Linked DNA regions of Mus musculus: region 2 is linked to region 1. The links are chromatin contacts, found by Hi-C or POLR2A ChIA-PET in ENCODE. All regions are on one chromosome and are shown on one strand. Each heading gives the region's core, a stretch centred on a gene start or an enhancer-like site at or near the end of the contact. The rest is flanking DNA. Distances are from core to core; before and after follow the strand shown.

Region 1 (7,201 bases), core at 1,433-3,932:
ACACACACCAATAAGAAAATAAATATAACTTTAAAACAAGTAATGGAGTTGAAAACCCACTGCATGACACCACAGGCAAGCAACTTCTATGTGATTTCAGGCACAGATATGTAAGTGGACAAACACCTTTTTCTTTTTTCTTTTTCTTAAATAAAAAAAGAAACAGAAGTTCAGAGAACCTGAATTATTCTTCCACACCAGCTGTCCTGGTCAGGGCTGGGCCTCAAACTCAACCATGACTTAACAGAGTTGGGCTCCTGGCTGGCAAGATTGCCCAGTGGGTAGAGGTACCTATTTCAGAAGACCCGATGAAGTGTTCAGGTGACAAGGATGATGTTTTGTGGTGGTTCTCTGACCTCCATCCACATGTTGTGGTGCATGCCCACGCTTACATACACAGGCAATGATAAAAAATCAAAATTAAAAAGCTCAGGAAGCCAGCCTTTCTAATCTAATTATCTCGGCCTTGTGAGGGGCTGGGACAGAGGTCCCAACTCCCAAATCTTTTCTTTCTCAGGCCCCAGGTCCCTGGGGGTGTGCAGGTGTCAGAGGCAGCTGGCCAGCCACACAGGGAGGAGAGCGGTAAGAGAGACTACTAGAAAGTGAGAAAGACAGGACTGTGCAGAAGCAACTGATGGACAGCTGTCACAGGAGACCCACACCCGGAACAGGCTGGTCTGGGAAGGCAATGGAGTGGGGGGAGGGGCTGCACCTACTTAGTGCCAAGATCAGTAGGAGGGCAGGGCATTTCCCACCACCACCACATATACACTCACACACACACACTCACACACACTCACATACACACACACTCACATACACTCACATACACTGTCTCTGTCTTCTCTCTCTCTGCATCTTTGCATCTCTGTTTCTGTCTTTCCCCCCTCTCCTTTTCTCTCTTTCTCTCTTTCTCTCTTTCTCTCTCTCTCTCTCTCTCTCTCTCTCTCTCTCTCTCTCTCTCTCTCTCTCTCTCAGAAAGTCCTAGATCTTAATTAACCCTCTCCCTCATCCCCATTTTCCCCAAACCAGACCAGGTCTATCAATTCTGTCCTGTGGTGGGTGAAGCTGCCCAAAGCCAGGACTTGGAGAGCCTTCCCAGGTCTGATAATCCACCTTCCTCATTTGCCCAGTAGGAATGGCCCTAGTCCTTCAGGCCTGTGGGCATGCGGAAGGGAGGAGAAAAGGGGTGGCTTCAATAAGAGAAGGCCTGCCCTCCCAGATTGCCACCCCAGGACAGCTAGTGAGTGAACCATTTATATCCACCTGAATCCTCAGGAAAATGTGGCAGTTTTTGTAGCTGCCAAGGGCCGGGCAGTGGTGCCACATGCCTTTAATCCCAGCATTTGGGAGGCAGAGGCAAGTAGATTTCTGAGTTTGAGGCCAGCCTGATCTACAGAGTCAATTCCAGGACAGTCAGGGTTACACAGGGAAACCCTGTCTGGAAAAACCAAAATAAATAAATAAATAATAAAAAAAATAAAATCATAGCTGCCAGCCTTTTTCTAAGATCCATCTAGTCAACAGAGGGGAGTCCCTTAGGTTCTGCCTCACCTCACTCAAGCCACCTGTAACACAGGCCCCCAAACAGTGAGTGTTCCAACCCAGTTCTGTAGATAAATAGATTTGTATTATGGAGCTGGGAATGCTGAACCTGAAAACACACACACACACAAAAGACTGTTTATACCAAAAAAAAAAAAAAAAAGTATGCACCTACACATCATTAGTCACACACAGAAAGCCCCATGCACACAACCACACCCGCAAACACACAGATCCTCTCAGACCCTTACCTACATCTAGTCAGAGGCTTTCTTCAACAAATACTGCAGATATCAAAGGTACACATCAGGACATTTGCAATCCACCTAGTAACCCTACAGAGCTAATCTCACATACACAGCTTTTCTCCTGCCTAAATACACCCACTTGGTATCTCTGCCATCTTCCTGCCCTGACAGAGTCAACAATTACACCCTTATATGATAGATGTGTTTAGACTCACATCATTCTTTCTCCCCCCGCTCTTTCTCTTCCTTCATTTCCAATCTTAGAACACAGAAGGTTGTACAACACAATTCTTTGATTTTACTTATTTATCTCATGTATCCCAGGATCACCTTGAACTTACAAAAATTCTCTTCTTCCCACTTCCCAAGTGCCATGATTCTAGGCATGTACCTACCACCATCCCTAGCTTATTTGGTGCTTGGGATGGAGGAGAAGGTTTTGTACATACCAGATAAGGACTCTGTCAACTAGGGCACAACCCTAGCCACTTAATACAAACCATTGTACCACAACAGGTTTGAAACAGTCACCTTCACAAACAGATGACATCACAAATCTAGATACCTATAGACAGAGATGTTCACAGGTACTCTCAAGCAAGTGGATACAAACACATTCATTTTCTTTTTAAACTAGGACAGAGTCTTGCTGTGTAGCCCTGGTTGGCCTAGAACTTACTGTATAGTAATAGCCACAAACTCCATATGCATATGTGAACTCCACCTGCATATGTGTGGGATCAAAAGCCTACATGGACATCCATGACAAAGGGTCCCTAAGCCTCTCCAGGGTCCGGGAGTGAGCAGGAACACACGCGCGCGCGCGCACACACACACACACACACACACACACACACACACACACACACGAGAACGCATACAGGGACATGCGTTCTTCTGCAGCCCTTCCCTCATCCGCCATCACTGCCGCCCTTTGCAGCAGGAGGACCTATGGAAGCTTTAATGTCAGTGGGGACCCATGTGGACCCAGGAGCCAGAGAGAACTGAGTCCAATCTGGGGGCGGGGCGCACCTGGGTTCCGCCTTGGGGCGGGGTCGACGCCGCGTCGCCAGCGCGCTCGACCGCACCTGGTTCAGCGGCGCCTCAGCAGCTTTATTAGTAACAGCAGCAGCCGCGGCGGCAACCCGATTCGGGGTGGCGGAGGCTCGGCAGCAGCGCAGCGCAGCGCAGCGCACGCAGCCCAGCCCATCAGAGCGCGCGGACCCGGGCGGCCGTAACCCCGGCGTCGCCATGGTGGAAGCGGCGCCCGCAGGGTCCGGGCCACTGCGGAGGACTTTCCTGGTCCCCGAGATCAAGTCTTTGGACCAGTACGATTTCTCTCGAGCCAAGGCGGCGGCGAGTCTGGCGTGGGTGCTGCGGGCCGCATTCGGGGGAGCAGGTAACCCGAGGGCCTTTGGGGAGGGGACCGGGGGAGCCAGGCTGGGGCGCGGCAGGTGCGGGGGGCGGGGCGCCAAGCCGGGGCCGTGGGAACAATAGCTTCGGGGCTGCCTAGGGTCCCCGAGCTTTTGGTCTTTGCTAAGCTGGGCCTCCAAGCTTCCTGCTCGGACGGGGCCCTTGGACTTTGCCCGCCCGGGTCGCTGGAACGCAGTCGGGGGTGGGGCCCGCCAAGAGGCTGTGCGCCTTGGGACCCCGGGATCAGAGCCCCCAGGTGAGCAGGGGTGGGGTCTGCAGACCAATTTTGTGTGTGGTGGGGGAAGGGTCTCCTGGTAGTCCTCTGCTTCCCGCCTCCCACCCCACTCCTCAGACCCCAGGGCCTAACTGCATGGCCAACTCCCCTTTCACACACATCAGAAGCCTGTGATGGTTCCTCCTACCCCCACCTTCCCTATCTACCCTCACAACGTGTACGCGGTGGCTTGGACCCCGCAAGGAGCGTTTTAAGAGATCAGAGCTACAGCTCAGTGACTGGGACACAAACCCTGCCTTGCCGGTGGCCAGCGTGTGTGTGTGTGTGTGTGTGTGTGTGTGTGTGTGTGTGTGTGGTGTGTCTGGGACCACTCTTTCGTCTCGATGGCCCCGTAAAGGCTGGCAGTTGTGACTTATTGCCACATTTTCCTGAGGATTCAGGTAGGCATAAATGGCTCATTCACCAGCTGTTCTAGGGTGGCAGCTCGGGCGGCCAGGCCTTCTCTTATTGAAGCCACCCCTTTTCTCCTCCCTTCCGCATGCCCACAGGCCTGAAGGACTAGGGCCATTCCTACTGGGCAAATGAGGAAGGTGGATTATCAGACCTGGGAAGGCTCTCCAAGTCCTGGCTTTGGGCAGCTTCAGCCACCACAGGATAGAACTGGGAGGCCAGGCTTGGCCTTGGGAAAAACAGAGGTTCATTAAGGTCTAGGCCTTACTGGGAGTAGAAGAACGAGACATACATGCACAGAGACAGAAAAAGATAGAGACAGTAGGAACAGATAGAGATAGAGAGAAGGAGAGGGGGAGAGACAGAAACAGAGATGCAAAGATGCAGAGAGAGAGAGAAGGCAGGAACAGAGTGTGAGTGTATGTGAATGTGTGTGTGTGTGTGTGTGTGTGTGTGTGTGTGTGTGTGTATGTGGTGGTGGTGGGAAATGCCCTGCCCTCCTACTGATCTTGGCACTAAGTAGGTGCAGCCCCTCCCCCACTCCATTGCCTTCCCAGACCAGCCTGTTCCGGGTGTGGGTCTCCTGTGACAGCTGTCCATCAGTTGCTTCTGCACAGTCCTGTCTTTCCCACTTTCTAGTAGTCTCTCTTACCGCTCTCCTCCCTGTGTGGCTGGCCAGCTGCCTCTGACACCTGCACACCCCCAGGGACCTGGGGCCTGAGAAAGAAAAGATTTGGGAGTTGGGACCTCTGTCCCAGCCCCTCACAAGGCCGAGATAATTAGATTAGAAAGGCTGGCTTCCTGAGCTTTTTAATTTTGATTTTTTTATCATTGCCTGTGTATGTAAGCATGGGCATGCACCACAACATGTGGATGGAGGTCAGAGAACCACCACAAAACATCATCCTTGTCACCTGAACACTTCATCGGGTCTTCTGAAATAGGTACCTCTACCCACTGGGCAATCTTGCCAGCCAGGAGCCCAACTCTGTTAAGTCATGGTTGAGTTTGAGGCCCAGCCCTGACCAGGACAGCTGGTGTGGAAGAATAATTCAGGTTCTCTGAACTTCTGTTTCTTTTTTTATTTAAGAAAAAGAAAAAAGAAAAAGGTGTTTGTCCACTTACATATCTGTGCCTGAAATCACATAGAAGTTGCTTGCCTGTGGTGTCATGCAGTGGGTTTTCAACTCCATTACTTGTTTTAAAGTTATATTTATTTTCTTATTGGTGTGTGTGTGGGGGGCACCTATGTGGAGGTCAGAGAACAGCATGGGCCCTGGGGGTCAATCTCAGATTGTTAGACTTGCTGGCAAGCACCTTTCTCTGCTGAACTAGGTTGTTGAGAGGTGACTTGATTGTCTGATGTGGCACAAGACACAGCTTGGTCAGTGTTCACTATGGCAGCTGCTGTGGCTGGTGAGAGTATTTTATCAGTGCCTCCCAGTGTCTCTTAGGCAGAGGACCGTGCAGAAGTTACTCTGTAAGTTTGCAGAAGGGAAGCCCCTGGAGGGGACCTTCATGCTCAGATTCACACATTTCTCTTCTGTTGACCCAGCCCCTTGCACCATGCAGCACTACTCAGTGGCTGCAGCTGGCTCAGGATCAGATTCAGCTCTCAGCTACCTGTGTCTCCCTCCCAGACAAGGAGGTGGGGGCTGGGGGGAGATGCTGAGGAACAGATCAAGGCCAGGTCATCTTTAAAATATAGTTATGTGTGTGTGTGTGTGTGTGTGTGTGTGTGTGTGTGTGTGTGTGTGTGTGTGTGTGTGCCTGCCTCTGGGTGTCCCAGGGCTTGTGTGGCAGTCAGACAGGTTAGGGTTTTTTGTTCTTGCTCCTTGGTTGTGTAGGTGTCAGGGATAGAATTCAGGTTATCGGGCTTGGTGGCAAGTGCCTTTACCAGCCAAAAATCCTCTCTTCCTGGTGCAGTTTTATTGTTGTTTGTTTGTTTGTTTGTTTGTTTTTGATTGGTAATTGCCAGCACTTGGGTTGCAGCCTAGGGCCCTATGCTAGGGAGTGTCTACCAGCTGAGCTGTGACCCCAGCCCCTCATTGGGGGATGCTAGGGAGCCACTGTACCACGGAGCCACACCTCCAGCCCCTCTCTGATTTGCTGGGTAAATAGGTTCATACCACCAGGCCCTGCCACTTGGGTTTCTTTACAGACACCTTTCTACAGGGAGCCAATGCTTGGTGCTTAGGGTGTGGAGGAGATGCTGGGAGAGATCCAGGAGAATGGGGATGGGCACCAAATTAGGTCCTGGATACCTACTGTGGTAAGACCCAGTGTGGTCCAAGCAGCTGGGTCTGCAGGAGAAAGTTCCCAAGATTTTCCAGAGGGGGGTGGGTGAGGAAGGGGGGTTCCCCTGAGAAGCTGTCTTGAGACCACCAAGGGGAGCAGCCTATGGCTGCAAGCTGCTTAGAGGAGAGCATGAAGCTCCCCATGGTGCCTGGAGGTCAGAGCAAGAGGGTGCAGAGTGGGCTTCAGAAGGAGGACCTCTCAGATTAAGATCCAAGGGAGGGCACTGGGGAGCCAGAGAAGGTGTCTGGGCACCAAGGAGCTCACACAGACTTAGGAAGGGGTAGTTCTGGTGTCCCCCAAGGCAAGGTGTGAGGAATGCAAGCTGGTGGGCTCAGGAGAGACAGACTTGGAGATAAGAAAGGCTTCTGTGTAAATGTGTGGAATACCAACTGCCATTCCTTAGGCCTTGCAAATAGGAGAGAGGTGTGTGAGGGAAACTGGTTTCATTTGGGCTCCGCCATTTTCTGGCTGTGTGATTTTGGGTAAGCTACCTTAGCTGTGTGAGCTGTGGTTTCCTTATCTGTACAATGGTGTTAGAATAAGTGTTTTGGGGGTTAAGGATGTAGGTCAGTCATACAGGAGACAAGAAAGACCTTATTTGCCAGGTCAATAACAAAAGTGTGTTGTAGGGTTAAAGGCACAGACGGTCATGGAATGAGTAAATATTAGCTGTGTTATGGAAATTTCCTGTCTAGTGGGGTTGGGATTAGCCCCTATGTGGTTATTGAATGCTTATAACTGGTATAATCCTGATGTGCAGTTAATATAAACACTGGATCAAAGTGTGGTGGTCCACACTAGTTATCCCAATACAGGGGAGGCATAGGCAGAAGGATCATGGGTTCAAAGCCACCCTAGGCTGTATAAAAAATCTTCTATCCAAAGAAGAGAAAACAAAAGCAGCATAATACAACATAATACAGGTTGGGGATGTGGCTCCCTGAAGGAGTTCTTTCCCAGTGTAGGAAGCTGTGCGTTCCATGCCCAGGAACACAGAAACCGGGCATGGCAG
Region 2 (7,201 bases), core at 2,466-4,965, 34 kb after region 1:
AAGACATCAGTGTCAACGTTGGGCCTCCACATACATGGGTGTACACACACACACATAAATACACAACACACACTCACAAAGAAAGAAACCATGAATAAACTGTACCTATTCATCGGAGCCTCTTCCTGCAGCCTATTTATTGCATATTGGGAAGGTCCCTATCCCAGTGAGCCATGTTTGGAAGCCTACCTAGGAACTGGTCACTTCAATGGTGCTCACCTTGAGGAAGCGACGGTAGCCTCGCACAGCAGTCTCAGGCAGTGGGTGGGAGCGCAGGAAACGTAGATACAGGGGCCAGATGCGAGAGTGTTGTGTGATGGGCAGTGCCCTGAGGGCACGGTCAAAGGTGCGGCGGGTATGTGTTACCCTTCCCTGGTCCATGAGAAACTGGCAGTAGTCTAACCACAGGCGTGGCATCTGAAAATAATGGAGTGAGGGGTCTGAGGCACAGGCTCCATAGCTTCCTTACACTTCATATCTAGGGCACAGGGGCAGCAGGGAAGCAATAGGGGTCATCACCTGCCACCCAGGCTCTGTAAATAAGCCCAAGAGAGTCATTATTTCCTCAAGCTGATAAAACACTTTGGTGGACCTGTGCCCTGTTTTGCTGGAGCACTATGAGGAAGAGGAAGATACCCCTTTACATCTCACTGGGGAAATAGTTGCCAGGAGTGCGCCTGCCCGCACACCCCTCTCCAGATCCCTACCTTGTGCATGAACACAAAGGCCCTCTCATGGCAGTTGTTGACATCTTCATAGGCAGGATCAGTCACACAGCGATGTTTCACCTGTGCCCGGCGTGCCTTCAGATATCGGTACCAGAGTTTGTAGCTAAAGAGCAGGAAAGGCAGATAAGATGGGTTTATGGAACCCCAGAACCCTTTCTTTGTTCTAGAGGCAACTGTGGTGAAAAAGGGACTGAGGAGGGGCAAGAGATCTCACAGGGAAGGGACAGGCTTGGACATGAGGGAAGGTGTGACCTATCAGGGGCTGTGCTTCAGTAAAGGAATACACAGCATTCACCTGGGACACACAGTCACTTGTATTGTGACTGGGTGTAGAGGGGTGGGAGCTGATGAGCAGGGTAGCACAGGGAGGGCCATTTGCACCTGCAGGGAAGCAGTTTGAGTGCCCGCTCATACAACTGGTTGAGTCGGGGCTTGGGGGCCCCCTGTTTGAACTCGATGTAGCGGAGCCAGCATTTGACGGAGAACTGGTTCCTCATGATTTCTTCCTCATAGGGAAGGTCCTCTTCCTCCTGCCAGGGCCAGGGAAGGGGAGACGAGAAGCCTGTCTTTAGTCTCAGTAGAGTCACAACCCATCCTGGGGCTTAGCCCCAAACTCTAGGCTTCTACAAAAACTCCATACCCTTTCAAAAGGCAGTGGTGCAAGTCTATACTCCCACCATCTCAGAGGCAAAGAATAAAACAAATGGGAGGTTGGTGAGATGCCCAGTGGGTAGAGTCACCTGCCACTGAGACTGAGTCCCATGGTAGGAAGGAATCAACTCCTTACGTTGTCCTCTACCTTCCACATGCACACAGTGGCAGGCACATGACTTGCCTCTTACACATGTTAAAATTAAAAACAAACAAACAAATAAACAAAAAGAAGTAGAAAGATGGCTCAGTTGGTACGCACAAGCATGATTGCCTGAGTTCAGATCTCCAACACTCACGTAAATGCCAGGCATGGCAGTATGTATCTAAAAACCCCAATGCTGGGCAATGCCAGGCATCGCGTTATGTATCTATACACCCCAGTGCTGGGCAAACACAAACAGGTCCCTAGATCCCTAGGGCTCACTGGCCAGCCATTTAGCCCGCCAGTGAGCTTCAAGTTCAGTGAGAAGACTTTGTCTCAAAAGTCAGATGGAGAGCAACGGAAAGTCAGCTCATGTCTATTTCTGGTCAATGCGCATTCATACACACACAGCCCATGCACTTACAATACACGCTATAGTTAAAAACAAACAGGGCTGGAGACATGGCTCAACAGTGAAGAGTATGTACTGCTCTTGCAAAGGACTGCACTCATTCCAGGCAGCTCATAATTACCTATAACTCTAGACTAGGGCCTGTGTGGACACCTGACTCACATGCACATACCCACACAAAGACATCCACATAAACATAATTTTAAAAATACATCTTTAACAAGCAAACGGACACAACACAACAAGGTCCCAGACATGATTTCTTCCTCTATTGAAGCTGGATCACCAGATATTAGCTAAAGCAGTGGTTCTCAATCTACGGCCACTATGCCTTTGAGGACCAAAAAAATCCCTTTCACATGGGCTGCCTAAAAACACCAGAAAACACAGATATTTACATTATGATTCATAACAGTAGCAAAAGTACAATTATGAAGTAGCAATGAAAACGATTTTATTGTTGGCAGTTACACAACATGAGGAACTGTATTGAAGGATCACACATTAGGAAGGTTTCAAACTACTGTGCTAGATAGAGTGTTAGTTTAGACCTCTGGCTCTCAGCACTCAACTGCCCACACAGATCTCTTAGTTGTTAAGGAGACTCTGCCCAGATATCAGCTTTGTTCAGTAAATCTCACTCCCTGGCCCCAATCCTCACACTCTTAAGAAGTCTTTGACAATTTCATACATATATACAAGGAGTTTTGGATATCTTCACCATCCATTATTTTCTCTTATGCCCTTCCCATAATCCCTAGCGTCTCACAGCACTAGGGCCAGAGGCCTGGCCGCTGTCATGGACAGCTGGTTGTATCCAGGCACCACACACTTCCTCCCGGACATCAGGCTTTTGATCCTTCACGCTTACACTATCACCACCGCACCTATCTTCATACCTGGCCTGTATAATAACATTTTAAAGTTTTGTTTTGTTGCTCTTGAGACAGGGGTCTCACTATTTGTTCTAGCTGTCCTGGAATTCACTATATAGACCACACTGGCCGCAAACTCACAGAGATCCACCTGCCTCTGTCTCCCAAGTTCTGGGATCAAGGGCATTCACCACCACACCCAACCCAAAGTTTTAAAGTTTTTAACTTATTATTTTCCCCAGCCTCTTCTCAGGTGGCAGATACCGGTGATCTCCATGAGTGCATCAAGCCGTTATCCAGAATCCAGAACACTAGCCGGTCACTATGCCTATCAAAATCCACGTCGATTCACTCTCATTCCCCTCCTGGCCTCTTAACCTCAACAGCAGCTCCTCACTCGAGCCATGAGGGTACGTACGGTTCTTTATTCCCGGTCTGATCAGTGTTTTGACATGTCGCCCCATGGACTGGGGTCTAGTCCCCCCCCGCCCTCCCCCCCCGAGAGCCAGACTCCGATCCTGTAAGGTATCCAGCTTTGGATCTTCCCTAGCGAATCACCCTCCACCTCGCTGCAGACTTACAAAAACAAGGTCCGGCCGCTCGGAACGCGGAACTCGCGCCATCACCACCATCTTCCTGGCTCTCCAGGTACAGACGAGAGTCGCGCTCTAGTGGCGTCACGCACAGAAGGCCCGCCCTCTTCGAGACAGACCCGTTTTCTATTGGCTGCACCGCACTTTGACAGCACCGCTTGCTCTGTTAAATTTTGAGTGGTTAAGGAAGTGACCGGAAGCAAAGGGGCGCCGGAAGATGACGTCACAGACCCGGGTTCCTGACCACTCCGCTTCCGTATTGGCCCTTGGGCAGCACCAATGAGGTTTTGCATTACTGGACAGTCGACTTTGGGCGGAAGTGGCTTCGTAAAACCGAAGAGCGAGATGGGGGTGAAGCTGGAGGTGTTTCGGGTCAGTGAGTTCTAGGCGTTGGACGTCTGGACCCGGGGTCTTTCAGAAAATGAAAATAGATCTTGGAAGTGAGAGAAGCGCAAGGCAGGGAGGCGTTCCACAGAGAAAGTGTCTGAGACTTGTACTGGCACCCCAGCAGAAGGAGCACTAGATGTGGGGGCTTAGAATGGAGGGAAGCGTCTCAGAGATGGGAGAGCTGAAGAGGGTGGTTCAAGGAAGGGAGGCTTCAGATCCAGAGTGGGGTTTCCAGAAGGAGAGCCCAGAGCTCATGATGGGTCTCAGATAGGATTTCTAGAAGTAGGAGAATATATTTGGAAAAAAAAAAAAAAAAAAAAGAGGGCCCTCTATATGAGATGCTACGGGTGGGTATCAGATTGGGAGTTAATAACATCTCAAGGATATGTGTTTGTAGTAGGAACCCTTGGACTGTTAGTCTCTCTCTTCCTTTCCCTCTCTTCTACATCCTTCGTGCACGTGTGCCTGTGTGTGTGTGTGTGTGTGTGTGTGTGTGTGTGTGTGTTTGTGTGTGGTGGTGGTGGAAGGGAGTCGTGGACAGAACTACTACGAGTAAAATCTGCTTGATCATGAAAACCAGGCTTTAAGGTGCCAGGTTTCTGTTCTCCGGGTAGGATTTCTGGGGTTCCCGGGGAGCCCCTGAGGCTGAGCTCCGGACCTGTCCTTTGGGCTTCCCTGCAATCTCCCTGTGCTCCACCCACCTCTGCTTTTACAGATGTCCCTCTACCTCACTTTCCCCGTGGTTATGTTCTGGATCTCCAATCAGGCTGAGTGGTTTGAGGACTATGTTGTCCAGCGTAAGGTGGGTATCAAAGTGCTTGATGGATAATTCCTGCGGAAGGGAGGGTATGAAGCACCAACTTGCTATTGAGATCCATTGTCTGCCTCTCATGAGTCAACCCTGTTGTGGATGTGGGGCTCTGGATTCTCCTGCCTTGTGTTCTCACCTGTGACTTTGTTCCACAGAGGGAGCTGTGGCCAAGAGAGAAGGAGGGTCAGGTCAGTAACCTGTTTTCCCCAAGGAGCTGAGTCACTCTTACCTAGTTGGGCTTGGAATAAAGATTTCACCCTCAGCCATAGGTAGGAAAGTGGAAGCAGCAGACTGAGTAGGAATTCCAGACTAGCCTGGGCTAGAGACCTTGTCTCCATAAAGGTTTCTTGTTGTTTGTGATGGTGTATACCTACGGACACTTGGAAGGAGGAGTAGGAGGAGTATCAGATTGAAGCTAGCCTGGGCTGCATGGGGATAGAGAGAGGGAGACAGGAGAGGAAGCTGTAATTCCAGCATTCCAGCACTCAGGAGATGGATGCAAGAGGATTGAGAATTCTGGCTATTCTCTGCCGCCTGGTGAGCTCAAGGCTAGCCTGTAGTATATGAGACCCCATCTTAAAAAGAGGGGAGGGCACAAATGGTGTCACATATTACCTTTTCCCCGAGGGATGAAGCTGAACTCACTTGTACAGTGATTGTGATTGGCATGGGGCTCCCAGTGTGGATACTGAACTCTGAAGCCAAAGGGAGGATAGTGTGAGTGAGTCCAGGCTGTGAGGCCTGTACTCTTCCTTCCTTCCCATCACACCCCTTTCCCCATTCCAGCGCCAGGAGCTAGAAGAATTTAAGCAGAAGATCCGGAAGCAGAAAGAAGAGAGACTTCTTCAAGCTGCCCAGCAGAGCTCCTGAGACCTTCAGTTCCTCAAGTCCCAGCTCCCTTCCCCACCACAGAAAATAACACACACTCAACTCTTTGTTGCTAGTGCCAAGTGTTTTATTGTTTTCAGGGGCCAGTGGGAGGCCCAGGATGGCTAGAACTCTCAAGGAGCTTGTGTCTGGGGCTGGGGGCTGCTGTTCCTGCGGAAGCTGAGTGCAGCAGGATCCTGAGGGGTGAGCAGGGGTTGAGGGCTGAGGGTCCCAGGTCGTTTCTGCATTCCATCCTGGGGATGAAGAAGGGTCAGACGGAGGGAGGGGACCAAGGAAAGTGCAAGTCAGAAGTGCCTCCAAACAATGTTTTTTTTTCGTCTGCTAATTAGGGTGGTGGTATTTGGTCAGACATTGGCCTGTTAGTGTATACCTGTAATCCCAGTACTCAAGAAACAGGCAGGAGGATTATTTTGAGTTCAAAGCTAAATACTAAAACAAACAAACAAACAGTTGAGTTGAGAAGATAGCTCAGTCATTGAAATCCTTGCTATGCTCATTTGAAGACCTGAGTTTAAGCCAGGTGTGGGTTTATGCACTTGTAATCTCAGTGCTTAAGAGTCAGGAGGATCCCAAGGGCTTCCTAGCTAGAGAGCCTGATCTACCTGGAGTTCCAGGGCACTGAAAGCTCCCAGGGCAGGAGATTGACTTCTGGCCTCCACCTGCGTGTGCACACGTGTGCCCGGAGCTCTAAACATGTATGCTAATGTACACAGACATAGGGCTGGGGCTGGAGCTCAGTTGATAGAGACTGCATCAAAGCCCTGGGTTCTATCCCTACCCACATACATCACTCATGGTGACTCACACCTGTTATCCCAGAACCCAGGATGCACATGTAGGAGAACATGCCAGCCAGAGCTACATGAAACCCTGTCTCAAAAACAATAAAGCAAAACACTCCCAAACAGAAGCCCTACTCTTCATTGATTTATAGGGGTATGCATTCATATGCCTTCCAGGAAAACTGCCTGTTTTCTCCCTGTGGCCTCTCCCAAATATACAGATGTTGGAGCAGGAACTGTAATTTCCAGCCATAGTTCTGCACTAGCATGAGTCCTGCCACCTGACCTTAAGCCCATAGCACTTTACGTGTTCATAGGGTCCTCTCCTTTCCTGCCTAGAGACAGGTCATAGATTTAGAGAGCTATGTGGAGTCTCACAGGTAATCTGGACATCACCTACCTTGGGGCCGATAGGTTGGAAGCCAGGCAGGGAATTAACTGTTACACGCTGGTCGTCCATGCGGCGGCCCTGGGTGTTGACCAGCATATCCATGAGATTGTCCATCTCTGGAGCAGGGCCACCCTCTGCTTGGAGCAGAGACAGGCAGGCATGAATACAGACCCCATCCTGAGTCCCAAGATCCACAAGATCCCAGAACCCCAGCACTCCTGCCACACACACACACACACACACACACACACACACACACACACACGGCCCAATCACGCCCTGCTTACGGCTTTCTGGGTTCTGGCCTGGCCCAGCCTGCAAGGAACAGCGCTGCTCCTCCATCCGATCGCCCTGCACGTGGGTCAGCAGGTTGAAGAAGCCTTCCTGGTCCGGTGAACCTGCCTTGGGGACAGACGTGATTGGTTTAGTTTGGTCTGTGCCTTCCCTGTCTTCCAGACAGCATCCACCCGAAACAGTGCCTGCCTTCCCATCTCTGCTCTCACCATAGTCCTCACGGGTCTGCAGAATTTCTCTAAAT

What was found. Hi-C counts contacts between places; a loop is a spot of excess contacts on that map. ChIA-PET counts read pairs that join two places held with the same protein, here RNA polymerase II (POLR2A).
Region 2: a loop to region 1 is called in a map of left cerebral cortex, with 2.0 times the contacts of the local background. The contact joins the promoter of Pet100 here to the promoter of Camsap3 in region 1. A Hi-C loop is called at or near these places in 2 of 37 maps with a recorded cell type or tissue (CH12.LX and left cerebral cortex). POLR2A ChIA-PET finds 5 or more read pairs at or near these places in 4 of 5 experiments (Patski and embryonic stem cell).

What each region holds. Positions count from the first base shown.
Region 1 is chr8:3,584,768-3,591,968 of GRCm38, forward strand. Camsap3 (calmodulin regulated spectrin-associated protein family, member 3) reads left to right here and starts at 2,683. Exons shown (of 17, transcript NM_027171.3): 1 at 2,683-3,192. The coding sequence starts at 3,045. It overlaps Rps23rg1 (ribosomal protein S23, retrogene 1), which reads left to right. Exons shown (of 6, transcript NM_001024728.2): 6 at 1-9.
Region 2 is chr8:3,617,836-3,625,036 of GRCm38, forward strand. It overlaps Pet100 (PET100 homolog), which reads left to right and starts at 3,716. Exons shown (of 4, transcript NM_001195244.1): 1 at 3,716-3,776; 2 at 4,507-4,593; 3 at 4,758-4,790; 4 at 5,389-6,400. The coding sequence starts at 3,750. The coding sequence ends at 5,472. It overlaps Xab2 (XPA binding protein 2), which reads right to left and starts at 3,461. Exons shown (of 19, transcript NM_026156.2): 1 at 3,393-3,461; 2 at 1,110-1,258; 3 at 708-831; 4 at 220-417. The coding sequence starts at 3,443. It overlaps Pcp2 (Purkinje cell protein 2 (L7)), which reads right to left and starts at 7,201. Exons shown (of 4, transcript NM_001129804.2): 1 at 7,167-7,201; 2 at 6,951-7,065; 3 at 6,673-6,797; 4 at 5,534-5,723. The coding sequence starts at 7,169. The coding sequence ends at 5,604.